Regions from separate parts of the Homo sapiens genome. Here region 2 is linked to region 1. Evidence: chromatin loops called from intact Hi-C (ENCODE). Cell type or tissue: ovary. All regions are shown on one strand. Links, peaks and the distances in the headings refer to the core of each region. The heading gives the core; the rest is flanking DNA.

Region 1 (15,883 bases), core at 5,037-13,036:
TATTTCTAGCGTGGCTATCTTTTATATAATGGCTTCAGTCTCTCCTCTAATTTTTTTTCTCCTGGCTCTTCCAGCTCATTTTAAAAATCCCTTTCTAGAATTTTTTTGTTATTATTTTATTCGTACACTTGTCTGTATTCTTTGAGCTCTTGGTGCAAAGAGACATATTTCTTTTAATGTATCTTATTTTAATTCAAGGAAAGTGTTCAATATTTTCTTATGCTTTGTAACATAATTACTTTGGTGTTCTTGTTATAGTGAGTTTCTTCATTTTTATCTTTTAATATTTTTATCATAGTTTCTGGCTGGATTTTTAAATTATTGTTTATATTTTAATGGGAGCTAGTTTTTCTTGGTCAGCTGCTTGCTGAAGAATAGTGTATGGTAACAGACATCAGTCTAGGTGACCTGGCCCAGCTGGCAAATAGGGTCTAGATCTATTGCCTCAAAATATTCTCCCACCAACTTTCTACTCTGAAGCTCTGTCTTTTGGAGTTAGACATGGGACTCCATGAGGCCAATATCCCAGATTCTTCATGTAGTGACTTTGTGCTTAATCCTCTTCAAATGACCTTGCCCCACAACATTTCTCCTCTACCCTACCACAGCTTGACTCTCATGAGATGGCATCTCTGCTACTCTTTACATCTGAACTTTCTTACTGCTTTTTAATATTAAGTGAGGCTCAGGGATATTCCAGTAAGCCATCTGTTCCAAGATCAGAGGTTGTTTGTACCCTCATTAACCACCTACACATGGAGAATTCTATGCAGTGGTGGAGTCTGAAGAAGTAACTTCATTTATTCAAAAAATATGTGTTGAGTGAACACCACATTGCAGGTACTGTTCTAAGCCTTCAAAATGCATCAATAAACAAAAGAAAAAATATCTCTGCCCTTGCTGAATTTGCCTTGTTGGGAGCAAGGAGAGGGGGAGAGACTATAAAAAATAATACCATAAATTATAAAAATTGATAAATATATTGGGGAGAAGTGCAGAAAGGAGGAATCAGGAGTGGTAGAGGATAAACAATTGCAATTTAAAAGAGAATGGTCTAAATTTCACTGCATTTGGCAGCTATTCTTCATTGATTGTGGGTTGAGATTTTCTTCTCATGTGGTCTCTGCTCTTTTTGTTGTTTCAGAAGGGAGAATGAAGTTGGCTTATCTTGATTCTGCAATACTTAACTGGAAGGCCTCTACCATCTCCTTTTGCATAAATGTATTTATTTCATAAGTTATGGTGATTTGTAGTGTAACATTCCTTTCTGTTTTCCTTCTTTGCCATCATTCTGTATGTAGGAAAGATGGAGAAATCCGAGAAGTTCTTGAAATTCAACCATTCTTTCCCTAACCTGAATCCAATCACATTATGACTTACATAACTCTTGCGAGTTCTCTTGAACTTTAATTAATTTATGACAATTGGTTTGAGTTTTGTGGTTTTCCTTTTAAAGGTACATTCTCACATAATTTGGAACAGGGGCGGTGGGGGTGACACCCATGAGAAAATAACCTCCTCTTCTCTTTTCCTCATACCTAAATATATAGTTACATTTGTAGGAATACTTATATATTTCTAACATGTGCTCATAATATTTGAAGATAAAAGCTACACTCTTATAGGTGTAACTGAAGAGTGGAAGTCTTTCTGACAGAAAATCAGGACTGAGAGGGGATTACCAAGGTAGCATCCAGGGGAGACTCTAATTTTGATTGTTCAAAGTGTCAAAGAAGAGATTTCTTAGTGGCAGATTTTGGATGTCATCCACCAGGTGGAGGGGACCTGAGAGTGAGAAAGTCCCCAGCCCTCTGATCCTTATTTTCTGGTGGCTTAGCTGGGTAGAAGTGGCCAAGGAACTGTCACGATGGTGGTTCAAGACTCCTAGAAACATCTGGGCTGAAAAACTGAAACTGACCCACAGAGAGAAAGAGAATTAAACATAGAAATATAGAGTTTAGTCAGTATTTGAGTTTCTCGTTCCAGAAGCACAACTGTATACATTTCCTAAGAAGGATGCACGAGCCAACAAATTTTTATTGCCCTAACTGTTTTGAGTTTCACTTCTGTCACTTCCAAAAGAATCTTGACTAAAGCACAGGGGAGGAAGGGCCTTTCTACAATTGAGCAAGGGATTTAAAGGAGGAGCTTTGAATGCCTACGTATCAGTTAGGGTACTGTTGGGTTGCTGTTTCCAGAAAACTTGATAAACAATGGCCCAAACAAGTAATTTGTCTTACATGACAAGAAGTCTGGGACAGGCAGACCAAGGCAGGTAGATTGAAAGTCTATGCCCTCAAGACTCTAGACTCTTTCCATCTTTCTGCCATCCTTAGTGAAGCTTCCTGGATCTCCAGGCTCGTGTCTATATTGTAGGTTAAAAAACAGGCAAGAAAATGGAAATACAGCACCAGCAGTCTCCCACCTGCTTTTCATTAGCCATAACTCAGTCACAAGGCCCCCGTAGCTACAAGGGAGTCTGGGAAATTCAGCTTTCAGCTTTCTAAACTTTATAGTGGAGTAGGGTTGGGATGGTTAAAACCCAAGGAGACAAGGTGGTGGCAGTGAGTAAAAGAGTCAGTAAGAAAGGAAGACAAAGCCCGAGAAACAGAGTTTGTTCTGTTTGTCAGCCATCCCATCAGCCGAAAGATCCTCCTCCCACAGCCAACTTTGAAGATTCCTGGAATAGAATGTGGATCGGAGGGCGCTCTTGCTGTTAAGGCAAGTGATAGTTGCAAATATAATTCATGTAATTTTATTACTTTAAAGATATATATATATAGACAGAGAGACAGAGTACTATATGTATATAGAGTACTACAGTATATATTTTATATAATATACACATATGTTAAACCATGTCTAAATACTAATGACAAACTGTAAAAAATATCAGTAGCACATACGACAGATAATTTTCTTTATTTGCAAAGAGATCCTAAAATCAGTAAGAAAAAGATAACCAACTCAGTAGAAAATTTGACTTAAAAGATATAAATATAAAGTTTATAGAAAAAGAAGCCAAAATAACACCCCCCAAAGCTAAAAAGTTGATTACAATACTCATAATAAAAGAACTATAATAAAAACAGGCTTGCCAAGACTTCTTCCTCCTCAGTGCACTTTCTTCTCTCGGCGCTTCCAGGAAGGACATCACAATATCTTGATTTTCCTCCTAGTGCTCTGGTCCCTTTGTCTTGGTCTCTTTCCCTGGTTTCTCCTCTTTTCCCTGGCTTCTCCTCTAAATGCTAGAGTGCTCCAGGAATCAGTCCTCTGTCCTCTTCTCTTTTCTCTCTGCATTCGTTCACTTGGGAATCTTATCCAATCTCAGAACTTTAAATAGTATCTATAGTCTAATGACTTTAAAATACATATTTCCAGCCCCAGCCTTTTTCTAAGTTCCAGACTCACATATCCAGCTGCTTACTCAACATCCCCAGCCGCATGTCCAATTGCTGTCTCAAGCTCAACATTTCCAAAGCTGATCTCTTGGTCTTTAACAACTCGTCAAACCTGCTCCACTCACGACTGTCCCACATTTCAGTTGACAGCATCTTCATCCTTTAAGCTGATTGTGCTAAAAGCCTTTCTGGCATCGTTGACTCTTGTTTTTCTTTCATATCCCACATTCAATCTGTCAATATTGGCTCTAAGTTCAAAATATATCTAAAATATCACCATTTCTTACCCATGATATCCAAGCCATCATTATCCCTTGCATCTTAATTCATCTCCCCACTGCCACCTTTGCAGGCCTATATTCTATTGACAACACTACAGCAGAGTAATACTTTTAAAACATGAATCAAATGATCTCACTCCTCTATCAAAACCCTGCAATGGACTTTACTCAAAATAAAATCTGGAGAACTTTTTAAAATGTAGTTTTAAAACATATCTGCAAACTTTGGGATACTCCTCACACTTCAAGGTAGAGCTGAATCTCCCTCACCTTGCTTAGGGACCAGCCTCAGCGACCAGTGACTCATTTCTAATGACTAGAATGGGATGGAAGTGACGGGGCATGACTTCAAAAGCTGGCTCTGTCTCTCTCTAGAGGCTCATGGAATTCAACTACCATATTGTGAGGAAACCCAGACCACATGGAAAGTTTACATATAGGTGGTCTGGCCACAGCCCCAGCTGAAGTCCCAACCAACATCAACCACCAGACATGTGAGGAAGCCTTAGGGATGATACCAGCCCCAGCCTTCAAGCTATACTCACGGATGCTGAGGAAAGTAGAGATATACTTTCCCACTGAGCTGTGCCCAAATCACAGATTAGTGAACAAAGTGTTTTCATTGAGTTAAGCCATAAAGTTTGGAATAATTTGTTACATAGCAATAGATAACTTAAACATAATCCTTTATAAGGCCATATGCAATATGATTCTCCTCCTCAATTCCTCTTTAACTTCATTTCTTTGACTCACTTTTTCATACCGCTTCATGCATACTGGCATCATCATTGCTGTTCCTCAAACAAACCAGGTACATTTCCACCTTGCAGCTTTTTTCTTTTTCTTTTTTTTTTTTTTTTTTTTTTTTGAGATGGACTCTCACTCTTGTTGCCCAGGCTGGAGTGCAATGATACATTCTTGGCTCACTGCAACATCTGCCTCCCAGGTTCAAGCAATTCTCCTGTCTCAGCCTCCTGGGTAGCTGGGATTACAGGTGCCCACCACTATGGCCAGCTAACTTTTGTACTTTTAGTAGAGACAGGGTTTCACCATGTTGGCCAGGCTGGTCTCGAACTCCTGACCTCGTGATCTGCCCACCTCGACCTCCTAAAGTGCTGGGTTTACAGGCGTGAGCCACCATGCCTGGCCACAGCCTTTCTTTGTGTTAGCTGTTGCCTCTGCTTGGAATGACCTTGTCCCTGATATCTACATAGCCTTTCAAGGACAAGCTTTTCCTTTGCCTCCTTCAAATCTTTGCTCAAGTGTCAGCCCCTCATTGGCAAGCCCTGGCCATCTTCTTAATACTTGCCCAAACCTCCCCGCTGGCACTCCAGGTACCCTTACCTTGCTAAACTTTCATTTTTATTTCATAGTGCTTTCACCTTATAACACACTGGATAATTTACTTATTTACTGTGGTACTATCTCTAAGATCCCCAGCTGTGCTCTTAATATGTAAACTCCATGAGGGCAGGGTTTGTTTTTTTTTATTACTGTTACTCTTCACTGCCATTTCCTGAGCTACTAGAAGAGTTCTTAGCACATAGTAGGTGCTTAGTAAATATATATTGACAGAATAGCTATATATCACTTCTTACATCTACACTTATAAGTTTCTCTTTAAGCCCCTGTACAGTTTTGAATCAAAACAAAATTATGTCCAAAGGACCACGGGATTAAAATGAGACCAACATTCTGAGAGCACTTTTCAGTTTTCCCTGAGGAAAATGATTAAGAAGGCAAGACCAGGAACCAGTCTGGAATTTTCTTTTCCTGACAGAAGGAATTCTGACAAAATTGCTACATTCTGAATAATGAAAAAATATGCTTTTAAAATGTGTCCACTCATAGATGCATAATGAAGAGCCCCCTGCCCCTTCCAAAAAAAGGAGATTCACTCAGGCTGACACATATCTTAAAAGAATATGTTTTATTTTCCTGAATCAGGGGTAATACGAGGGTGACATCAGCTCACTTGTCCTGGATTTGTGTTTCTGAGGAATTTCTGGATTACTATGATGCATGAAACATAAATCAACAGCATAAAATATAAATATACACGTTGATTAATACATACAAAGTGAACTCCTGTGAAAATACAACTTCGACAGAAGAATAGAACATTCTTATCATTCGTGTTTTCCTTCCTGGTCCTAGCCACCTCCCTCCACAAGAGGATTACAGACTGGAGTCCCCAGAAAACAGTCTCTGAAACAGAGACGAGCATGTAGGACATTTATATGGGAGTGTCTTTAAAATCAACACCTGTGGAATGAAGAAAAGAGCAAAATTAGGCAGCGAGAGAAGTTGGGCTGTGGTACAGTCCAGTGGAAGGCCTCAGTCAACCCCATAAGCAGCTGTGGGATGGCCTGCAGAGTTATCCCAAGTTGTTGGGCTGGGATTTTATAACTCAGTGTTGACCAGTCACTGGATGCATCTGCCCATGGAAGGTAAATTTCTCTTCCTCTGAGGAAATCCTCAATGAGGGCTGACCTCTGAGAGTCACCTTCCAGCAGCACTCACAGCAGCTGAAGAACAAATTCTTCATTCCTGAAGCGGGATGTAGGCAACACATCACGGCGTCTACCATGTTTCTGTCCTCACTTCAACTGTGACCACATATTTGGATTTTTTTTTCTAGTTTTACCACATAAAGGATAACAATATAATTTTAATTTTGCCTTATTTTGGAGCTTAGATAAATGAAATCCTACTGTATGCATACTTCTGTGTCTTTCTCAAATATATGCTTTTAAGATTTAGTCAATGTGGCTTAATCTTAATTCAATTTCATTCATTCATTTTCATTGTTGTACACCTTATTTTAATGTACTACAGCATATTCACACATTTCACTCTTTTTTTTTTTTTCCATTTTTTGAGACAAGGTCTCACTCTGTCACCCAGGCTAGAATGCAGTGCACAATCTCAGCACACTGCAACCTCCACCTCCCAGGTTCAAGTGATTCTCTTGCCTCAGCCTCCCAAGTAGCAGGGATTACAGGCACCCGCCAACATGCCCGGCTAAGTTTTGTATTTTTAGTAGAGATGGGGTTTCACCATATTGTCAAGGCTGGTCCAAACTCCTGACCACAAGTGATCTGCCCACCTTGGCCTCCCAAAGTGCTGGGATTACAGGCATGAGCCACCACACCCAGCCTACATATTTCACTCTTAATGAACACGTGGGTTGTTTACAACTTGGGTTTTTTTTTTAAAAATGCTGCTGTGAACATTATTCATGAATGTGGTTTTATCTTGGTCATCAAGCAAATGAGTTTTCAGGGAATATGCTTACAAGTAAAATTGCTGGTTCATAGTATTTAAATTTTTAATTTTACTAGAAAACGCCAAAACATTTTATAATATTTGCTTCCAAAAGCCATGTTTGAGAGTTCCCATTTCTCTATACCTGTATCTCTGGGGACAGGCCTGGAAATGCTTCAGTAACAACCCCCTAATTTTGGTGGATTACAAAAACAAAGGTTTCTTTCTCAATCATATTTTGTGTCCATCATGGTCAGCTGTTGAATGATCACCGCAGGCTCTAGGCTGATGGAGAAGACTCTTTCTGTAACATTGCTGTTCTCTTAGAATGTTTTACTTTTCTAGATATGTATTCATATTGTGTATGAATAGAAACTATATTATGTCTTCCTTTCCAATTATTCTGCTTCTAAATGCTTTTTCTAATCTAATTTCATTGGTGTTTTAAGTATTTTGAGGCTATATTATTACATGAATACATATATACAATTTTTATTTTTTTTTATCATTAGGAATTGATCCTAGGCCAGCCAACTGACCAACAGACTGGTAGCTGACTAGACACATGAGCAAGCCCAGTCACAACTTTTTGAAATTAATAATTACCCCAAAACTTAGTGTTTTAAAACAACAGCCATTTATTTAGCTCAGTATTCTGTGGGTCATAAGTTTGGGTTGGGTTCAGCTGGGTGGTTCTCCTGTCCTCTGCTGGGCTTGCATCTTTTAGCTTCCTAAGAGATTAGCTAAAGAAGGAATGCTTTTGTTTGCAGAACTTAGAGAGACGATAAAGGGGCAAGTAATGTTTCTCTCCTCTCCAGTCTCCTCAGACAGAAAAGACCAAAGCCCAGAAAAATAGAGTATCTTCTATGAAGTCACCAGGAAAGCTGCGGAGGGAACCAGATGCTGAATTCACATGCCCCAGTCTTGGTATTTCCCATAACACCGTAATCCCAACATTGACTCTCCAGCTGTATTACAAATATACCTTTGAGATTATTCAAAAGTTAAACGAAGAATCCACCATGAGATCACAAGAGGTCAGAAATTAAAGGAAGAACCATAAATAGTACACAGTCAGCATGATCTCCACTCAGGAGAGCTTGGGGAAAATCCCTGTATGCATTTATACATTTTGATACATGGCTGGGAACCAAGTTCTGAGCCTACCAATCGCAAACCCTCCACTTTTCTAGGATCAGTGAAATCCACTACATGTTTAAAAGTGCAAAGCAGTCAATTCACGTAATGATTAAAACCCTTAAACTTTGCAGAGCGAACCAAGCAGATGCCAAATCAGTTCAAAACACATTTTAATTCTAATTTTAGGCTACCAATTGAATCATGGTGTAAGATTTGATGCCACTTGAACTTTCTGGGTCTCAATTCTTTCATCAGATAAATTAATATCCCCAAAGCAGTGCAAGGTTATAATTAATGAAATAACAGATCCAAGGAGGAATTTAAAAACACATGAACCTTTTTACAATTGACTGATGGAGGCAGATGCCCTGGTGTCTGAAACAAATGCAGAACAAAAATAAATGCAGAATTACTAAGCAAAAAGTTGTTCTAGAGCAAGAGATATAGAAGGCAACCAACTGTTGGGGTGGCTGTGGGGCATTTCTAACAGTCTGAAAACTGGCAGGGAGTTTAAATATCAGAACTAAAGGGAGAAGTGTCAGGCCCTGTCCTGGGGAGGGGATTCCAAGATGAAGAGGCTCATGGCCTAATAAGGAGACTAATTGGCAAATGGTGTAAAATGGAGGGAAAAGGGCAAAAAGATAAGGGTATACAAGGCAGCCTATAGGAGCTACTGATTAATTCTTTCTTGAAAGGGGGCAATGGGAGATGTTTTCCTGAGAGGCAATGAGAGCTGAGCTGGGTTTTGGCACAGATAATGGATATGGTACATAATAGATGCCTATTAAATATTTGTAAATAAATTAAATAAAGGCATTTCCCACAAAAGTATCACCAAGGGCAACAGCATAGGTGAATGGAATATGGCGTTTCCAGGAAATGGTATTGCTCAAATGAAAAGTTGGAGGGTCAGAACAACCGCCACCATAGGTGAGGCTAGAGATGAATGCAAAGGCTAGATCTCTGAGAACTTGCACAAATGATTTTCGTTGTGTCCTGTTGGATTTTGGAAGCTAGGGAAATTTGAAAACAATGCAAAAAGACATTCCAGGTAAAGGAACTATGATGAGTGTGGTTTGTGCTCTGCAGTTCCTGCTTCAAGGAAGAACTTGTTGCCCCACCTGCTAGGAGTGCTGTGAGCAGAAAGGCTTCAGCTGGTCGACTTTAGAGCCTGCCACAGTTTCAGAGCTGCCACGTCCACAGGTATGCCCTTCTGGGTGATGGAGGCAGGGGATACAGACCCAGCCAAGTTAGCCCACACTGGGGTAACTCACACAAGCCCACTTAGGTCCAGAGATCCCTGTGGGGTTGGCCGAGGCTGCCATCACAACTGACCTGCACTGCAGTTCAACTTCTCTTTCAGTCCACTCCTACTTCCACCCAGGCCAGAACCACAGGGGTGGGGTGGGGTAGGGTGGGGTGGGGTGGGGGTGGGGGTGGGGGCAGCAGATGGAAGAGCAGGGAATCTGAGGCAGAAATCAAGCCCATCCTCCCACCCCTGTGGCTCTGACTTTCAGAATTCTTTGGTGGCAGCTAACGGTTTGGAACAAATGCAGTATAGCTCAAGGAGCCCTGGTCTCGGGATAAAAAGGAGTTCAAGGCCAGTTTCTGTTACGGGTCTGAGCCAAGCCACATCACTTCTGTAAGATAGTTTATCCCAAAAAGGGGATGAACAATGCCAACATCCCAGATTTAGTGGTGGGGCTGGGCAAATACATGACATAACATGGGAAAGTGCTTTATAAACTGTGTATACAGTAAGAGTGGGTATGAATATTGAAACAATAGACAGTTGTTTCTGCCCTTGGCTATATTGTTGCTACCTCGGAATTTATGGAGTGTAAGGTTTATGTTGAGAGTCAGAGGACCTCCGTGAAAGGGTTATACCGCCACCTAGTAAACACAGGGAGAACTGCAGTTGGATCTCATGAATGTTCCAAGGATGTGTAAACTTTAAAATCCTAAGCTCCTACGGGCTGAATGGACTCTCTCTTGGCAAAGGGAACCCCAGAAATACCTTAAAACTGTATTCCCAGCCATGACGGGATGGAAAGTCAGACATGCCTGGTTATACCTCCTCCTTTTAGAGTTTAGACACAACTGACCAGCATTAATGTTAAAATAGGGATCATAAGACTGACAGAGGAGACTTTTCATGGCAATAAGATACCAAATTATAAACAGGACCTAAGACCATACCAGGCAAAGGGTTAAGTCACACACTCCTGCACTTAAAGAATCAACTATGTTCTAACTGCCACAAGGTTTCTCTTTTTCTCCAGCAGCTAAACAAGCACTGGCCTCCAGATAAACAGTATTAAAACAATTACAACTCATCCAGCTCACAGATGCTGATTCACTGAACCCCTGTTCCACCGACCAGAAACAGCTTTGACTGGACAAGAGGCTGAATTCAGTAACTTTCTCCTGATGAGAAGACCACCAGCCATGGACTGGTTCTTGCTGGTTTACAGAGACTGCACACCTGTGTACCTTCATGTCCTGAAAAGATCTTTTGACATAGGGGCTAGGTATAATACATTTCATCTATTCATTTCAAAATGAACATCGGTCATAAGTTACATGTATGTTTATCTAACATGCCTGTGTCAGGACCACTTTCTTGAATACTCAGCTCCTCCTGTAACTTGTTGAACATGTATGTTTAGCCAACCTTTTCAGCATAAAACTCCTACCCCAACCCCTCCTCCTTCCAAACGCCTGTCTCTGGTCTTGGCTAGAGGCAGGCTTCCCAGCCTGTGGGACAACCACCTTGCAGGCTGTAACCTTTTATAAGAATTAAAGCCTCTTCTCTTCTAAATTTATAAATTATGTTTTTTCTTAAGTTAACAAGTGGGGACAATCAACACACTTGAATGTTTCTTCCCAATGATCTTCTTATTATTGAAACTTTGCCTTGGTGTTCCCAACTCCTGGACATAGGAAGGGAAGAATGGGAATAAGAAATAGAAAATAAATCACAGTTCAAATCAAATACCATCCTCAGGATAGATCACTTTGGCCATTTTATGCTCAGGCAGCTGAAGTTATGCCTAAAACAGAGAAATGCATATACCCATTCATATGATGAGCAGCTCTGTGGCAGGATGGAGCATCTGCCATTTAATTCCCGTCAAAAAATCAGTTGCTTGTACTGTGTTAAGGAAGAAAAAGAAGATAGTATATTCATTCATTAGAAAAAGCCTGGATTATATCAAAACGGTTACCTTTGGGAGAAAAGATTATAGGTGATCTTTATTTTTTCCATGTGCATTTCTGTGTCTTATAGATTTGCTACCATGAACACAGTCATCCTTTTGTGATCATATTAAAATGATTGTTATAAAAATAGAATTTAAAATGTGCTTCTTTGAACATTTTGTATAAAGCTGATTCCATCCCACCTGCTATGTCACCAGACTGTGTGGAGAAACACACAGATTATAGCAGTCACACTTACAGAACCAGGAACTTACCAGAGAGCAACTCCATCCTGTGTCCCTGGGGGAAAACCAGCTGCTTGTGATCAGTTATGGACTGAATGTTTGTGTTTCCCCAGAATTCATATGGTCGCCTAATGTGGCTATAGTTGTATTTAGGGCCTTAGGAGGTAATTAAAGTTAAATGAGGTCATACGAATGGTCCCTAGTCCAATAAGAGTGGTGTGCTTATAAGAAGAGACACCAGAGGCAGGTGCAGTGGCTCATGCCTATAGTCCTAGCTACTCAGGAGACTGAGGCAGGAAGATCATTTAAGCCTAAGACATTGAGGCTAGCCAAGGCAATATTGGTATAGTGAGGCCCGTCTCAAATGAAAATAAAAAAAAAAAAAAAAAAAGGCACCAGAGAGCTTGGGTCTTTTCTCTCTTGCTGTCTTTATGAGCATGCACTGAGGAAAGGCATGTGAGGACCCAACGGGAAGGTAGTCATTTGCAAGCCAGGAAGAGTGCCCTCTGTGCTGCGATCTTGAACTTCTAGCCTCCAGAACTGTCAGAAATAAATTTCTGTGGTTTAAGCCCGTGGTATTTTGCTATGTCAGCCCCAGCTGACTAATGCATGATCTTACAAAGACCCCAAGCCGTGCATCCTCAGTGCCCCCACAGATCTCCTCCACACAGTTCCCAATTCTGTCTGGAAGCCAGGCCCATGGTTAGAGGCCCAGAGAATCAAGCCATGAGGCAGAGGAAAATCTCACAAAAAACACGATTTTCCTTAATATCTTTGCTGCAAAATGTTTCATCCATGGTGAACGTAAAGCTTTCATTTCACTTTTCATTAATAATGTCAGCCTTAATTGTTGAGTCACCATGTTTTGAAGGACAGAGGCCACTATAATGGGTGCCAAAGGGTTGGTCTCATGGAAAAATCACGGCTGTCTCTTCATCAACCACAATGTCACAAAGTATAGCACAGATTGCAGTGAGCAAGGATCACACACAGTCTCATGCCAAATGATTTAATAAAGAATGCCTTTATTTATCTACATTAAGTAGTAAGTATGAAGTTCGTTCACATTAGATGTCCCTTCTTCCATGCCCTCTCTTTGACTAATATTTCCCTATTCTCTGGTGGTGAAAAAAACAAACCAAGTTTCGATTCATTTCTGAATTAGGTTTTTCTCACTGCTTACACTGATTTTTATTTTGCTACATAGCACCCCCAAATTTTAAAATAATATTATAAGTTCAAGTTTATTTTTCATTCCGTTCTAATTCATTTAAATATCTTTCAGTTACTTTTTTAACTATTAGAATTCAGTCCTCAAGTCACAAATCATCTGGCCCAAGTCCTTGTTGGCGTGAAAACATTCAGACGTTTAGGAATCTGATGTCCAAGGTGTTGGAATGGGCTGTCACTTCTGAGCTGTGAGGTCCTGCCTCAGCCCTGGTAATCTCCATTTCATCAGCATTAAAAGCTCTGCCTTTAACAGTAACAGGGCTCTGCTTGTACTGTTACTGTATTGGGACACACCAAGCCTCACATTCTTCCTTGGTTTCAAACCGGTTGGCATTGCCGCCACAGCTGCCACACCAGAACTGCTGGCAAACCCGTTCCTCCTTGTTGTAATGCCACTTCAGGGTGTGATCCTGACACTCGCCTTCCATTGGATCCATGGAACAAGGACCTGCAACAAAATAAATACAGAGCTGAATTTCCTGCATGAGCATGACAGAAAAAGAGCAATGGTTTGGAGTCACAGACCTGGGAATGAATCTCAGCCTCACCACCAACTAGTTCTGTGACCTTAAGCAAGTAATTTAACCCCTCAGAGCCTCAATTTCCTCAGCTATAAAAGCAATATTTTTAAAAAACTTCTATATCACAAGTATGTTATAAAGTGTCATATAACATATGTGAAATGTGCAACATAGTTATAGCTATGACTTTGCACAGTACCTGGAAGACATGCCACAGATAATGTACACATGAGGGAATAAGTGAATGAATATTAATAAATCTTTCTGATACTGAGCACTCCTCACTTGTGTATTATACTGCTTTCCCTCCTTTTGCAAACCATCCCAATCCCTTGTCTCCAGTCTTCTAATGACCTAAGGAAATCTAGCTTATTTATTATTTATAGTACCCTGGCTCTTGCCTGAGAAATTAAGACATCTATTAAAGGAAAAACATGATGTTCCTGAACAATTAAAAACAGCATTGGAAATCAACACATTACAACAAAGCAAGATCTGAGACTCCCTGAATTTTACATGAGGCAATGATTTTCCCAGGTATATAACCCTCCCCACCTCAACTTCTAGGGAGAACAGATTTCCTTGGGTATCCTTTGTATCACACAGAAGTATTTCTGATCCAGGTTGGCCCTGAAGCACAGAATGCTGCCATCCTCCCCACAGTTCCTCCTAGGCCTTCCATGTACCCTTAAATAAAGAGGATACTATCTTCAAAAACACAAGCCTTAAAATTCATGCTTTGTTTCTGTGAAACTATCTGCTAACCTCCCAATAGTATAATCGGCACAGACTAGTTTTCTAGGAGAGGTGACCAGATGTACTGTACCCACAGGGATGAGATATGCTCTTAGTACGGTAAGAAATTGATCATGGAAATAGTCCTATGCTTTGAGTAGTCATATTTGAATTTGCTCACTGCATGACCCCTACTCTGGAGGATATAAGATAACAAGCAGTACAGGCCCAGGAGAAGTAAGAGAAATACTTATTCAAAAACCTGTTGTTGTCAACAGAAAAACACTCCAATGGTGAACTCTTTGCTGTACTCTCTAGAGCCAACAAATAGACTCGGGTTAGTTATCAGCCGGCACCAACCTCTGCCGTTACAACTGATTCTGAACTGACAAACCAAGAATTCATTCAAATATATCCATCACTTTTCCTAGGGACACTCTGTCATCTTTAGAACCTCCACCCTTGCTTTGGGTCTGAGAGACAATCAAACAGGGACTGCTCTTCCTAAATTAGACTTCTAGAGTAGCACTTTCTATAACGATGAAATGTTTAAAATAACGGAAAATCTGTGCTGTCCAATACAGTAGCCACCACTCCCATGTGGCTGTTGAGCATTTGAAATGTGGCTAGTGCAATCAAGGAACTGAAATTTTAATGTTATTTAATTTTGAATTATTTACATTTAAATGTAAATAGCCAATGTGGCTAGCAGTTATTACATTGGTCATTACGGCTATAGGTGAAAGAGTCCTTCATGCTTTATGCTAATTATCTCTAAATTATCATTGTAGCTTAACACTCAGAATACCACTAGTCTTAATTTTTCTTTTACCAGTATGTTAAGGCATTGAGGGCCAACAAATTTTTACCCAAGCAATTATCGCTAGCCCCCAGTCTTATATTTGGCTTTATTTTTTACCATGAATATTAACCTTTGCCTTCTTGGAAGAACTATGCGGTGGCAGTAACAATTTTACTCACAGTAGTTCTTGGAATCCAGGAGTAAAGAAAGGTAAAGGTGAAGAAAAAGAAAAGAGTTGGCAGGTATAAAGAGCAGCTACAATGAAATTATAATTTTGCTCCAGCTTATTCTATTCCCTGGCATATATGTCTTATAGCCCTACTTGGAGGGGAAAACCAAAAAATTGGTCTGTGTGCTTTGGATATAACACTGAACTTGAAAATGTACCAAGATCAGCCTGGCACCTGCGAAGAGAGATAACTCATTTAATTCTTTACAGGTAGGCGCAATGAAAGGTAGCAGGCACTATGGCAGAATTTGTCTTAAGATTCAGGAGCACCAAGGAGGCTGTGAAAATTTAAAACTACCTGGGGGCATAGAAAAAAACTCTAAGGAGAGGTGAAACTTGAGCTGAGTAGTAAAAGATGAGTAGATATAGCCCACGTGGACACTGTGGAGGAAATATAGACAGTCAGGTGAGGGTAAGCAATGGTACAGAGATCTGGAATAAACTGCGGGGCATAAAGGCCACGAAAGGCATATGCAGGGAAGTGGCAGCCAGTAAAGCCCCAGAGGACCAAAGCAGGGGTCTAATTGTAAAGGCCCATGTGCCTTCCACAGGCACCTGAACATTATCTTATAAACAATGAGGAACCATAGAAGAGGAGAAGGGACACAACCATATTTGTGTTTTAGAAATGTCAATCAGCTGTTTAGAATGGAACTGGAAGGAGGACAAATTGGAAGAAAGCAGACCAGTTAGACAGCAGGAGGCAAGGGAGAAGAGGTCAACTAGAATAATATTGGGCAATCAGGCATTTTTTGAAAGAAGACATCCAAGCAGCCAACAAATGTGAAAAAATATTCAACATCAATAATCATCAGAGAAATGCAAATGAAA
Region 2 (15,883 bases), core at 3,656-11,655, 610 kb before region 1:
TAAATTATGAAAATCATTGTTCCTATTACTAAGCCAAAAAAGAAACTGGTAAGATCAAGATCAACTTTACCAAGAAGAATTGACCAATTAGTCATTTTATATAAAAAACTTAAGCATCTGGAAATTTTGGTGTCTGAGGGGGTTCTGGAACCGATCCCCTGTGGACAATGAGGGATGACTATATACATATATATGTCATACACACACATATGTATATGTATAGACAAACATATACACATATATATGTATATTCATACACCCACATATACATACACACTAGCCTTCTTTCAAAAGATTTTTGTAAGAATCTCATAAAGTAAGTGAACACAGGTTGCAAATTATAAGCACTATAGAAGTATAAGATTATTATAGAGAGAATCAAGGAAATCCCTGGAGTGTTAGCTAGCTACAATGGGATTGATGGCAATGAAACATATTATTTCCAAGTTTCAGCTTATTGCTTCCATAGAAATCAAAGCTCTAAAAATTCTTTCTACTCTCCTTTTGTCCTGAATATTTAACCTACAAAATTAAATGCATCTGATGCAAAAAGTGGTCACGTGCAAGAAAGGGAAATTTGTCAGGCTTTTCCGCTTGGGGGAAATATTACAAATGGGAAAGATTGAAGAAGAATGGTCATGACATTCTAATTTTCTTTATACTGTGCTTTATTCCACAAAGGGTGTGCGGTATCTTGTTTTTAATATCAAATTTGATAGCTGCATTTTTATAAACCTGGATGGTACAAGAATATGTGGTTCTTTAGGGATTTAAAAATTAAAACTTGGAAAAAATTATTTTAAAATCTTTCCTCAATTAATTAATGTCTTCTTTTAAAGGCTGTTTTAATGTTGTTTAAAGTACCAGAGGTTAATAGTTAAGAAATTTCACCTAGCTGCTAGAAAAGAAATTGTAATTTTATTTTAAGTTGAACATTTTATTTATTTACTTACTAACTTAAGAGACAGAGTCTCTGTCGCTGAGGCTGGAGTGCAATGATGCCATCATAGCACACTGCAGTCTTGAACTCCTAGGCTCAAGAGATCCTCTTGCCTCGGCCTACCAATGTGCTTGGGATTAGAGGCATGAACCACCATGCCTGGCAAAGTTGGACACGTTAAAAACATATAAAGATGCATCACTTTATTTTTATAAGCTAACCTACTCCAACAGAACAACAGAAGTATTTTTCTTCTTATAAGATAAAGGACATGCTAAATGTCAAGTTTAGAAAACTATAGTTTTATTGCCAAGAGTGTTGTACGAAATCAGTTCCTAACAAACATCTACCAGAATTGCTATAAATCTGCCTAGTTCCATGTTTTGGCAGTGCTGGAAGATTAAAAGTTGGAAGCAAGAATAAAAATTGAAGGACTCATATGAGCTACTTGTGTTTGGTTGGTTTTAATAGCACCCAGATCCAGATCCCCAAGTACTCTACAAATATTTTATCACTCACAAAATTCCATAGCCTCTTTCACACTTGCTAGCATTTTAAACATGAAATATTTGATGAAACTGAGATGAAATGAGAGAACTTATACTCTTAATTTTTATTGTTAAAGAAGTTTATTTCAAGTATGACATAGTCTCTCCATTCATTGGCTCAGATTCTGAGCCAGTGGTAATATTTGGGATCTTATATACTACCAGTCTTCTGGATTAGACATGAGTGTCGATGGGATGCATGTGAAAATAAGAAAGAGGTAAGAGCAAAGTGAGTGTGAGTCCCATGACCCAAGAGTACCATGACCAATGAACTTCATCATTTCCATGGAAAACAGACATACAATATTCCAAATTATATAAACTACAGGATTTGTTTTGAGATACAAAGGTATCCATTTAAATGATAATATTCCACCTAGTTTCCAAACTAGCATAATTCACCTCTGGCCCCAAAACATTTGACAGCAGTAAATATGTAATAAAGACCTATTAAATAAATGGATAGCCTGAAAAATGTTTATCATAAATATTTTTTGTTGAATGAATAACAATCTACTTGTTTCCTATGATCAAACTAAAATCCAAGCTCCTACTTTCCTGTAAAACCAAGAGGACTTAAGGGATTTTTAAGAAGTTTAAGGGTTTCTGGTGCATCTCACACCTGTAATCCCAACATTTTGGGAGGCTGAGGCAGGAAAATTGTGTGAGCCCAGGAGTTCAAGACCAGGCTTGACCACATAGTGAGATCCTGTCTTTACAGAAAATAAAAGCATTAGCTGGGTGCAGTGGCACACACCTGTGGTCCCTGATACTCAGGCAGCTGGGGTGGGAAGATTGCTTAAGCCCAGGAGGTCAAAGCTGCAGTGAGCTGTAATCATGCCACTGCACTCCAGCCTGGGGGACAGAGCAAGAAACTGTCTCAAAAAAAAAAAAAAAAAAAAAAAAAGTTTAAAGAATAAACCTACATCTCCAAAAACCACAAAGGGGTTAACTAGGACAACATTATCTGAATGGGAATAAGTCCTAATTGTTGTAAGAAATGCTCGATATTGAGCACTGCCCAGAGCAGATAAAATTGCACACCCAGATTTTGAGCCCAGGTAACCATTTGAAATTAAAAGATAACAGTGTTGAGGTGCTTGTTTCCATGCATTTGAGAAATTTTAGCTGAGCCTGTGCTTTTGATTTTGATGGCATGAATATTAATGCCTGACAAAAAGCATTGTACACTAGGTCCTCGAATAAGGTCATTTTGTTCAACATCATTTCATTAAATGATGAGAAAAAAACATCAATTACTGGTAGGGCCACTGTATTGAGTTTGCACATTCTCCCTGTGTCTACATGGGTTTTCTCCAGGTATTCTGGTTTCCTCTCATATCCCAAAGTTGTGCATGTTAGGTTAATTGGCGTGTCTAAATTGTCCCAGTGTGAGTGAGTGTGTGTACATGTGTACCCTGCAATAGAATGGCATCCTGTCCAGGGTTGATTCCTCCCTTGAGTGCTGAGCCGCTGGATAGGCTCCAGCCACCTACAACCCGGAACTGGAATAATTGGGTAAATAATTACCTTATTTGTTTTATTAATCTTTCTTAAATGTATGTATAACTCACATTTATTTCAGTGTTTAATATTCGAAGTGTTTTGGAGAGCAGAGCAAGATGGCGGAATAGAAGCCTGTACCATTGATAACCCCCGACAGGAACAACACATTTTAACAAATATCTGCATACTGGAAAGTTTAACAACTAACTGCATACCATCACAAGAACCAAAAATCAGAGCAATCGGAGTACCTGGTTTTATATTCATATCACTGAAAGAATCATTGAAGAGAGTAGGAGAGACAGTCTTGAATCACAGACACCACCCCTTCCCCATAACCTAGCAGCAGCCCTGCTACACAGAGAGTATATGCACTTGGGGGAGGGAGAGTGCAGTGGCTAGTGGTCTTTCTATTGAACTCAGTGCTGCCATGTCACAGTGGAGAGCAAAGCCATGCTGGGCTCAGCCAGCACTCATGCATGAAGGGAACATTTGGACCAGACCTAGCCAGAGGGGAATGGACCATCCCAATTGTCAGAACTTGAGTTTTTTGGCAAGCCTCACCACCATAGGCCAAAGTGCTCTGGGGTTCTAGGTAAACTTGAAAGTCTGTCTAGGACACAGGGATTGCAGTTCTTAGGCAACTTCTAGTGCTGGGCTGGGATGGGCTTAGAGCCACTGGACTAGGGTGGTACATGACCTGGGGAGACACTAGCCAGGGAATCTAAGGGAGTGCTTGTGCCATCCTTCCCCCAACCCCAGGCAGCACAGCTTGAAGCAACAAAAGTGACTCCTCTGCGTATGAAGAGGAGAGCAAAGAAGACTTTGTTTTGCATCTTGCATACCAGCTCAGTCACAGTAGGATATGGCACTGGGCAGTCATGAGGCCCCCATGCTAGACCCTAACTCATAGATGACACGTCTAGACACACCATGGGCCAAAAGGTAAACCGCTGCCTCGAAGGGAAGGATCCACACCTGGCAGGATTCATCACCTGTGAATAAAGAGCCTTTGGGTACTAAATAATCAGCCGCAATACCCAGGTAGTGCATCATGGCATGGGCCTTGGGTGAGACTCTGAGACGTGTCTTCAAGTGAGACCCAGAACATTGCCAGCTGTGGTGGCTATGGTGAGAGACTCCTCTTGCTAGAGAAAAGCAGAGGGGAAAGTAAAGAGGACTTAGTTTTGCACTTTAGATACCAGCTCAGTCAGAGTGGGTTAGACCAACAAGTGGGCTCGTGAAGTCCCCAATCCCAGGCCTAACCTCTTGGATGGCATTTCATGACCTTCCCTGGGCCAGAGGGAAGCCCAGTGCCCTGAAGGGTATGTCCAAGCCTGGCAGCATTCACCACAAGCTGACTGAAGATCCTTTGAACTTTAAGTGAATACCAATGGTGGTGTAGAAAACCACCCATGGCCCAGTGATAGTGGTTGCCACAGGGAGAGGCTCCTCTGCCTGTGGAAAGGGGAGGGAAGAGCAGGAAGGACTTTGTATTGTGGTTTAAGTGCCAGCTTAGCTACAGTAGAATAAAACGTCAGGTAGACATACAAGGATTTTTGACTGCAGTCCCTAGCTCCCATACACCATCTCTGGACCCACCCGGGGCTGTGGGGAACTCACTGCCCTGAAGGGAAAGACACCAACCTGGCTGGCTTCACCACCTGCTAATGGTAGAGCCCTAGGGACTTGAGTGAACATGGGTGGTACCCAGGTAGTGGTTACAGAAAGCCATGGGCAAGACCTAGTGCTGTGCTGGCTTCAGGTCTGACCCAGCACAGTCCCAGTAGTGAGGGCCAGGGGGGTAGTATGTCACTCTACCTGCAGCCCTAGGCAGCTCAGCACAGAGAGACTTCATTTGTTTGGGAAAAAGTAAGGGTAAAGAACAAGAGTCTCTGCCTCATAATACAGAGAATTCTTCAGGGTTTTATCCAAGACCACCAAGGCAGTACCTCTACAAGTCTACAAGAACCACAACCTTACTAGGCTTGAGGTGCCCCCTCACGCAGCTATGGCTTAGACCACAATACCCTAGTTCTTTCAAATACCTGAAAAACCTTCCCAAGGAGGATGGGCACAAACAAGTCCAGACTGTGAAGACTACAATAAATACCTAACATTTCAATGCTTAGACACCAATAAACATCAAGACCATCCAGGAAAACATGACCTCACTAAATGAACTAAATAAGACACCAGGGATCAATCCAGGAGAAACAGAGATATGTGACCTTTCAGACAGAGAATTCAAAATAGCTCTTTTTAGAAAACTCAAAGAAATTCAAGATAACAGAAAAGAAATTCAGAATTTTATCAGATAAATTTAACAAACAAATTGAAATAGTTAAAAAGAAGCAAAACTTCTAGAGTTGAAAAATGCAACTGGAATACTAAAGAATGCATCAGAGTCTCTTAATAGCAGAATTGATCAAGCAGAAAAAATAAATAGTGAACATGTAGAAAGGCTATTTGAAAATACATGGTCAGAGAAGACAAAAGAAATAAGGATAAAAAAGAATGAAGCATGGCTATAAGATCTAGAAAATAGCCTTAAAAGGGCAATAACTCTTAAATTATTGGCTTTAAAGAGGACGTAGAGAAAAAGATGGGGATGGAAAGTTTATTCAAAGGGATGATACCAGAAAACTTCCTAAGCCTGGAGAAAGATATCAACACTCAAGTACTAAAAGACTGTAGAACACCAAGCAGATTTAACCCAAAGACTACCCCCAAGGTATTTAATATATCAGACTCCCAAAAGTCAAGGGTAAAGAAAGGATCCTAAAAGCAGCAAGAGAAAGGAAACAAATAAAATAAAATGGAGCTCCCAAATGTCTGGCAGCAGACTTTTCAGTGGCAATCTTACAGGCCGAGAGAGTGGTGTGACATATTTAAAGTGCTAAAGGAAAAAAATAAAATTTATTGTAGAATAGTATATCTGGTGAAAATATCCTTCAAGCATGAAGAACAAAGACCTTCCCAGACAAACAAAAGCTGAGGGATTTCATCAATGCTAGATTTGTCCTAAAATAAATGTTAAACAGAGTTCTTCAACCTGAAAGACAAAGATGTTAATGAGCAATAAGAAATCATCTATATGAATATTTACAACAAACCCTCATGACGTGTTTATCTATGTAACAAACCTTCACGTGTACCCCCAAATCTAATATAAAAATTAAAATACATATATATGTACAAACTCGCTGGTAATAGTAAGCACATAGAAAATCAGAGAATATTATAACTGATTGCAAAAACAAACTGTAATTGTGGCATGTAGAGTACTCAAGTAGAAAGTCTAAATGGTGAACCAACCAAAAATGATAACGACAACTTTTCAAGACATAGTACAATGAAACAAAGAGAAACAAGACGTTAAAAAGCAGGGGGACAAAGTTAAAGTGTAGAGTTTCTATTAGTTTTCTTTTTTTTAATGTGTTTTTGTTTATGCAATCAGTTTTAAGTTGTCTTAAGTTTAAAATAATGGGTTATAAGATAGTATTTGCAAGCCTCATCTTGAAAAACGTACAATAGACACGAAAACTATAAGAAGCAAGAAATTAAATCATACCACCAGAGAAAATCACCTTCACTAAGAGGAAGACAGAAGGAAGGAAAGAAGGAAGAGAAGACCACAAAACAACTAGAAAACACATAACAAAATAGTAAGAGAAAGTCTCTACTTATCAATAATAACATTAAGTGCAAATGGACTAAACTGTCCAACCAAAAGACACAGAGTGGCTGAATAGATTAAAAAACAAGACCCAGTGATCTATCACCTATAAGAAACACACTTCACCGGCTGTGCGTGGTGGCTCCTGCCTGTAATCCCAGCACTTTGGGAGGCAGAGGCGGGTGGATCACCTGAGGTCAGAAGTTTGAGACCAGCCTGGCCAACATGGTGAAACCCCGTCTCTACTAAAAATACAAAAATTAGCTGGGCGTTGTCGCAGGTGCCTGTAATCCCAGCTACTCCAGAGGCTGAGGCAGGAGAATCGCTTGAACCCAGGAGGCGGAGGTTGCAATGAGCCAAAATCGCGCCATTGTACTCCAGCCTGGGCGACAAGAGCAAGACTCCGTCTTAAAAAAAAAAAAAAAAAAAAGAAAGAAAAGAAAGAAAAGAAACACACTTCACCTATTAAGATACACATAGGCTGAAAATAAAAGGATGGAAAAAGATATTCCAAGCCAATGGAAGCCAAAAAAGAGCAGGAGTAGCTATGCTTATATCAGACAAAATAGTTTTCTTGACAAAAACTATAAGAAGAGACAAAGAAGGTCATCATATAATGATAAAGAGGTCAATTCAGCAAGAGGATATAACAATTATAAATATGTATGTACCTAACACTGGAGCACCCAGATATATAAAGCTAATTTTATTAGAGCTAAAGAGAGAGATAGACCTCAATACAAAATAGCTGGGGACTTAAACACTCCATTTTCAGCATTGGACAGACCTCCTAGACAGAAAATCAACAAACATCAAATTTAATCTGCACTGTAGACCAAGTGGACCTAATAGATATTTACAGAACATTTCATCCAATGGCTGCAGATTACACATTCTTCTACTCAACACATGGAGTAGTCTCAGGGACAGACCATATGTTAGGTCACAAAAGAAGTCTTAAACGTTCCCCAAAAATGAAATAATATCAAGCATCTTCTCTGACCACAATGGAATAAAACTAGAAATTAATAACGAGGAATTTTGAAAACTATACAGATACGTGGAAATTCAACAATATGCTCCTGAATGACCAGTGGGTCAATGAAGAAATTAAGAAGGAGAACGGGCACAGTGGCTCACGCCTGTAATCTCAGCACTTTGGGAGGCCGAGGTGGGCAGATCACCTGAGGTCAGGAGTTGGAGACCAGCCTGGCCAATGTCGTGAAACCCCCTCTCTACTAAAAGTACAAAAATTAGCCAGGCATGGTGGCCAGAGCCTGTAATCCAGCTACTCGGGAGGCTGAGGTGGGAGAATTACTTGAACCCGAGAGGCGGAGGTTGCAGTGAGATGAGATGACACCACTGCAGTCCAGCCTGGGTGACAGAGAAAGACTCTATCAAAAAAAAAAAAAAAAGAAGAAAAGAAAAAGAAAGAAAGAAAGAAAAGAAATTAAGAAAGAAATTGAAAAATTTCTTGAAACAAATGCTAATGGAAACACAACATACCAAAACATATCAGATACATTGAAAGAGGGAAGTTTATAGCTATAACTACTAAGAGGGAAGTTTAAGCTCTAAGTACCTACATCAGAAAGAAGAAAGAGGGTTGGGTGCGGCAGCTCACATGAGTGATCCCGGCACTTTGGGAGGCCAGGGTGGGCAGATCACTTGAGGTTAGGTCAGGAGTTTGAGACCAGCCTGGACAACATGGCGAAACCCTGTCTCTACTAAAGAGACAAAAGTTAGCTGGGCGTCGTGGCAGGTGCCTACAATCCCAGCTATTTGGGAGGCTGAGGCAGAAGAATTGCATGAGCCTGGGAGGCAGATGTTGCAGTGAGCTAGGCTGCACTCCAGCCTAGGTGACAGAGCAAAACTCTGTGGAGAAAAAAAAAAAAGAAGGAGAAGAAAGACTTCAAATAAATATCCTAATGATACATCTTTAAAAAAATTAGAAAAGCAATAGCACATCAAACTCAAAATTAGTAGGAAAAAAGAAGTAATAAAGATCAGAGCAGAAATAAGTTTGAAATGAAGAAAACAATAAAAATGTCAATGAAACAAAAAGTTAGTCTTTTGAAAAGATGAACAAAACTGACAAACCATTAGCCAGACTAACAAAGAAAAAAAAGGAAAAGACCCAAATAAATAAAATCAGAGATGAAAATAGAAACATTGCAACTGATACTACAGAAATTCAAAGGATCATTAGTGGCTAGTATCATCAACCATATGCTAATAAATTGGAAAATTTAGAAGAAATGGGTAAATTCCTAGACACATAACAACCTACCAAGATTGAACCATGAAGAAATCCAAAGCCTGAACAGTAACAAGTAACAAGATTGAAGCCATAATAAAAAGTCTTCCAGCAAAGAAAAGCTTGGGACCTGATGGCTTCACTGCTGAATTCTACCAAACATTTAAAGGTGAACTAATACCAATGCTACTCAAACTATTACAAAAAATAGAGGAGGAGGGAATACTTCCAAACTCATTCTACGAGGCAAGTGTTACCCTGATACAAAGAACAAAGACACATCAAAAAAAAATCTACAGGCTGGTGTCTCTGATAAATATTAATGCAAAAATCCTCAATGAAATACTAGCAAACCAAATTCAACAATACATTAAAGACATCATTCATCATGACCAAGTGAGCTTATCCTTGGGATGCAAGGATGGTTCAACACATGCAAATCAATTAATGTGATATGTCATAGCAACAGAATGAAGGACAAAAACCATATGATCACTTCAATTGATGCTGAAAAACCACTTGATAAAATTTAACATCTGTTCATGATTAAAACCCTTTAAAAACTAGGTAGAGAAGGAACATATCTCAACATAATAAAAGTTGTGCTGGGCATGGTGGCTCACGTCTGTAATCCCAGCACTTTGGGATGCCAAGACAAGCAGATCACTTGAGGTCAGGAGTTTGAGATCAGCCTGGCCAACATGGTGAAACCTCATCTCTACTAAAAATATAAAAAATTAGCCAGGTGTGGTGGTGCATGCCTGTAATCCCAGTTACTTGGGATTACAAGAGGCAAGAGAATCACTTCAACCCAGGAGGTGGAGGTTGTAGTGATCCAAGGTCGCGCCACTGCATTCCAGCCTGGGCAACAGAGTGAGAAAAAAAAAAAAAGAAGAAAGAAAAAAGTATATGACAGACACACAGCTAGTATTACCCTGAATGGGGAAAAACTTAGAGTCATTATTTTAAGACTGGAACATGAAAAGGATGCCCACTTTTTCACCACTATTATTCAACATAGTACTGGAAGTCCTAACTAGAGCAATTAGGCAAGAGAAATGTTCTTTAACATCTAAATTGTAAAAGAAGAAGTTTCATTATTTTTATTTGCAGATGATATGACTATATATTGGAAAAACCTAAAGACTCCACCAAAAACTATTAGAACTGGTAAATAAAGTCAATAAAGTTGCAGGACACAAAATCAACATACAAAAATCAGTAGCATTTCTATATGCCAACAGAGTACAATATGAAAAAGAGGTAAAAATAATCCCACATGTAATAGCCACAAATAAAATTAAATCCCTAGAAATTAACTTAACCAAAGAAGTGAAACATCTCTATGATGAAAACTGTAAAACACTGATGAAAGCAATTGAAGAGGATGCAAAACAATGTAAACATATTCTATATTCATGGAATGCAAGAATTAATATTTTTAAATGTCCATGCTACCCAAAGCAATCTACTGATTGAATGCAATCTCTACCAAAATGCCAATGACTTTCCTCAAAGAAATAGAAGTAATAACATGGAAAACATGGAGAAACGTCATCTCTACAAAAAACTTAAAAACTAGCTGGGCATGGTGGTGTGCACCTGTGGTCCCAGCAACTTGGGAGGCTGAGGTGGGAGGACTGCTTGAGCCCAGGAGGACAAGGCTGTGGTGAGCCATGTTCACACCACTGCGCTCCAGCCTGGATGAGAGAGAGACAAAGGAGGGGAAGGGGGAGGGGGAGGAGGAGGAGGAGGAGAAGAAGAAGAAGAAAAAGAAAAGGAGGTCTTAAAATAGGTGAGTAAGTTAAATTGCCACTGGCCAATATCTTCCACCAACTTTGAAAGCTTTGCTGACGGGTTGGTTGTTTTAAATTAAAACTGTGGGAAAAATTCTGTGTCATATCTGCAGGCCTCTAGCTGTGTTTGCATTAATAGCCTAGGCCTCCTCCCTCCATTTAAATGCTGTATCAATTTCATATCAGAAACATTTTCAGTCTCTCTTTATCCTGCTGCACACTGGGATGTGGGAGTGCTTTGGGAAAGGTAGCATTTCCTCATACCTCCAAAATAGTACATTTTGCACTTAAAAGTTTTCTATCCCAGTAACTGCTGGAAGTCAGATATTTTCTGCAAAGCTTTCTTCTGTGTCTGAACTTGTCCCCTGTCCTTCCAGGCCCCCTGCAGAAATCATCTCTCTCCACTGTGCTTCCTATTGTGCAAATAAATGAGGAAAAAGGCACAAAATGCCATTATGATAATAAATTGGAGAGTGAGATAAACAGCCCCAAGGCTTTATGAGGATCCTGCAGTTTAGCCCAGGACAATCATCCAAACAGACCACTAGTCCCACTGAGCATACTATGGGAGATACAGAACCCATATCAATGAGATGGTTTTTGAAATAGATAATGAAAAAGGGGAAATTACAATTTGGCAATATAGTTTATGAGATAAATGATAGAGAAGGGTAATTACAAATTGGCAGGAAAGAGTTTTTGCAACACAAGCAAATTGTTAATCCTTTAGCTTAGAAAATTTATTGCTACAATCAAAGATCAGGTGGAAAATTGGATTAGAAGCATTTACAGTATGCCTTTGGACAACCTTATTTTTCTTCCTTGATTATAGAAGGTAATGCTTTTGTAGCCTGTATCATATTTTAAGTTTTTAATAGTTCTAAATGTCCAATATTTAGGCGAATTGGAAAAATGAGGATTTGGAGGGGTAAAACTTCCTATGAGTGGGAACAGGTAAGCTGAGGTGAAAATTTGGGGCTTGAACTGACCCAATCAAGCTCCCAATTCAAACATCTGAATGCAAAACTATTTTCTGCAAAACTACTACATCAACTACTAGAAATATTGGTATTTTAAATGAGCAGTGTCCCAGTGTAGAATATTTAACAGGAGGCTTACAAACTAAAAATGACACCAGGCCCTTTGAGGTGAGTAAAGGGAACTCTGTAATTTTCCAAATGATAATTATAGTATATCTTTTAATGAATGTCATAAGTAATCCTCAAACATCCATTCCCAGCCACCATGAACACCTTTGCACTCCTCCTAGGTACCTGCTGCCACCACCACACCAAATAGGGGTTAAAGGACCAGACCACATGAGGGTTCACTATCACTTCTGCCAGCAACCCAGCCCATTCCAGCGATGAGGTCATCATGCACCCATGTGCTGCCCAGGGGCCCAAGGATCATCTCACCTGGCATCCCCATCCAGCACAGCTTTCCCACAGACAACTGCAATCTAAGCCACTGAGGAACTTGCAGACACCACTGATGTTGATGACAGCCAAAGAAATTATACAGAGACTGTACTATCGCACCCACCCAGAATGAAAGCCAAAGCACTCTACCCAACTTACATTATGAATACATCTATAGGAAAAAGTCTTTTTCTATGAAAGATACTGTATAAAATTGGAAGAAAACAACGGTTACACCAGATGCACAGATATTAACATAGAGAAACAAAATAACATGAAAAAGCAAGGAAATATAACAGCACCAAAAAACAACGGTAATTCTTCAGTAGCAGAATACCAAAAAAGGAAATGCATGAAATGCTTGAAAAGAAATTCAAAATAATTATCTTCAGAAAACTCAGTGAAATGCAAACAAATACAGATAAACAATACAATAAAATCAAGAAAACAATTCAGGATCTGAATGAAAAATTCAACAGAGGTACATTTCATTAAAAAAAGAGAAAAAAACAGAAATATCAGCCAGGCATGGTGATTCACACCTGTAATCCCAGCACTTTGGGAGGCTGAGGCAGGTGGATCACGAGGTCAGGAGTTCAAGACTAGCCTGGCCAACATGGAGAAACGCTGCCTCTATTAAAAAATAAAAATACAAAAATTAGCTGTGCATGGTGGCATGTGCCTGTAATCCCAGCTACTCAGGAGGCTGAGGAAGGAGAATTGCTTGAACTGGGACCCAGGAGGCAGAGGTAGCAGTAAGCCAAGATTGTGCCATTGCATCCAGCCTGGGCAACAGAGTGAGACTCTGTCAAAAAATATATATATATTAAAACTGAAGAACCCAATGTATGAAATAAACAATACTTATATAGTTTCAAATAGCTAGAAAGTGTATGTTGAATGGTCCCAACAGAAAGAAATGTAATTTAATAAAATAATAGCTGAAAAATTCCCAAATTTTAGGAGTGATATAGACATCCAGATACTGGAAGCTCAAAGATCTCCAAATAAATTCAACACAAAAAGGTTCTATTTGAAATGCATTATAGTTACATTGCCAAAAGTTGAAGAAAGAATTCTGAAAACAGCAAGAGATAAGCATCAAGTCATATCTAAAGGAATCCCCATCAGAATAATAGCATATTTCTCAGCAGAAACCTTATAGGCCAGGAGAGAATGGGATAATATATTCAAAGTGCTGAAAGAAAGAAATTGTCAGGCAAGAATACTATACCCAGCAAAGCTAACTTTCAGAAATGAAGGAGAAATAAAGTATTTTCCAGAAACCAAAAACAGGAAACTCATCAATACCCCTCCAAAAAATGCTTAAGAAAGTCCCACATTTGGAAGCTAAAGGACAATGTCATATTTACCATCAAGAAAACACACAATAGTGTAAAATTCACTGGTAGAACAGATACAAAAATAAGACAGAAAAAGGAACTAAACATTATCACTACAGAAAATCATTAAACTGCAAAGAAAAACAAAAAGAAACAAAGGGTACACAAAACATTCCGAAAACAATTAACAAAATGACAGAAGTAAATTCTCATTTATTAATAGCAACCTTAGGGCTAAACATTTTATGATTTTTTTATTATACTTTAAGTTCTAGGGTACATGTGCAAAACCTGCAGGTTTGTTACATATGTATACATGTGCCATCTTGGTGTGCTGCACCCATTAACTCGTCATTTACATTAAGTATATCTCCTAATGCTATCCCTCCCCCCTCCCCCCACCCCACGACAGGCCCCAGTGTGTGATGTTCCCCACTCTGTGTCCAAGTGTTCTCATTGTTCAATTCCCACCCATGAGTGAGAACATGCAGTGTTTGGTTTTGTGTCCTTGTGATAGTTTGCTCAGAATGATGGTGTCCAGCTTCATCCATGTCCCTACAAAGGACATGAGCTCATCCTTTTTTATGGCTACATAATATTCCATGGTGTATATGTGCCACATTTTCTTAATCCAGTCTATCACTGTTGGACATTTGGGTTGGTTCCAAGTCTTTGCTATTGTGAATAGTGCCGCAATAAACATACACGTGCATGTGTCTTTACAGCAGCATGATTTATAATCCTTTGGATATATACCCAGTAATGGGATGGCTAGGTCAAATGATATTTCTAGTTCTAGATCCCTGAGGAATCGCCACACTGACTTCCACAATGGTTGAACTAGTTTACAGTCCCACCAACAGTGTAAAAGTGTTCCTGTTTCTCCACATCCTCTCCAGCACCTGTTGTTTCCTAACTTTTTAATGATCCCGTTCTAACTGGTGTGAGATGGTATCTCATTGTGGTTTTGATTTGCATTTCTCTGATGTCCAGTGATGATGAGCATTTTTTCATGGGTCTGTCGGCTGCATAAATGTCTTCTTTTGAGAAGTGTCTGTTCATATCCTTTGCCCACTCTTTGATGGGGTTGTTTGATTTTTTCTTGTAAATTTGTTTAAGTCCTTGGTAGATTCTGGATATTAGCCCTTTGTCAGATGGGTAGATTGTAAAAATTTTCTCCCATTCTGTAGGTTGCCTGTTCACTCTGATGGTAGTTTCTTTTAAACATTTTAAATCCCCCCAATTGAAAGATAAAGACTGGCTGAATGAATAAGCAAAAACAAAACCCAACTTTATGCTGCCTACAAGAAACTCTTGTCACCTTTAAAAACAGACAAAGACTGTGAGTGAAGGAATGGAAAAATGTATTCCACACAAATGAAAACCAAAAGTATATAGGAGTAGCTATACTTATATCAGACAAAATAGATTAGGCAAGAGAAATAAATAAACAGCATCCAAATTCAAAAACAGGAAGTCAAATTGTCCCTGTTTGCAGATAACATGATCTTATATACAGAAAAACCTAAATACTCCACCAAAGTACTTTTAGAACGAATAAACAAATTCAGTAAACTTGTAGGAAACAAAATCAACATACAAAAATCAGTAGCATTTCTGTATGCCAATAACAACAACAATAAAAAGAAATCAAGAAAGCAATTCCATTTATACTAGCTACAAAAAACCCCTAGTAATAAATTTAACCAAGGAGGTGAAAGACCTCTACAATGAAAACTATAAAATGCTGATGAAACAAATAGTAGAGGACACAAAAACAATGGAAAGACATCCTATGCTCATGAATTGAAAGAATTAGTATTGTTAAAATGACCATATTACTCAAGCTACAGATTCAATGCATTTCCAATTAAAATACCAACGACATTCTTCATAGAAATAGAAAAAACAGTCTTAAAATTCATGTGGAAACACAAAAGATCCTGAGGAACCAAAGCAATCCTAAGCAAAAAGAACAAACCTGGATGCATCACTGTATCTGGCTTCAAAATACACTACAAAATTTTAGTGACCAAAACAGCAAGATAAAAACAGAAACAAGGACAAATAGAACAGAATAGAGGACCTAGAAATGAATCCAACTATTTACAGCCAACTAATTTTCAGAAAAGAAGACAAGAACATACACTAGTGAAAGAACATCCTTTTCAATAAATGGTGTTGGGAAAACTGGATATTCATATTAAAGAAGAATTAAATTAGACCCCTAACTCTCAGCATATATAAAAATGAACCCAATATGGATTAAATAATTAAATGTAAGACACAAAGCCCTAAAACTACTAGAAGAAAACAGGGAAAATGCTTCTGGACATTGGTCTAGGAAAAAATTTTATGGGTAAGACTTCAAGAGTACAGGGAACAAAAATAAA

The links. Peaks named below come from ENCODE experiments on the same cell type or tissue, not always from the same donor. Only the 100,000 strongest peaks of a DNase experiment are listed, where the experiment ranks them.
Region 2: a loop joins it to region 1, with 3 times the contacts of the local background. A loop is called at or near these places in 16 of 110 quality-filtered maps.

What each region holds. Positions count from the first base shown.
Region 1 is chr3:130,270,464-130,286,346 of GRCh38, reverse strand. It overlaps LOC105374106 (a long non-coding RNA gene), which reads left to right and starts at 9,644. Exons shown (of 2, transcript XR_924479.3): 1 at 9,644-9,731; 2 at 10,372-10,914. It also overlaps the pseudogene COL6A4P2. In ovary, for the core only: a CTCF peak has its summit at 9,980; no DNase peak of the experiment used is centred there; H3K27ac peaks cover 994 bases.
Region 2 is chr3:130,876,151-130,892,033 of GRCh38, reverse strand. The region is part of intron 1 of LOC107986023 (a long non-coding RNA gene); the gene reads left to right. It also overlaps a transcript of ATP2C1 not described here. Among named protein-coding and RNA genes, the nearest start is that of ATP2C1, 10 kb to the left of the region's middle. In ovary, for the core only: no CTCF peak of the experiment used is centred there; no DNase peak of the experiment used is centred there.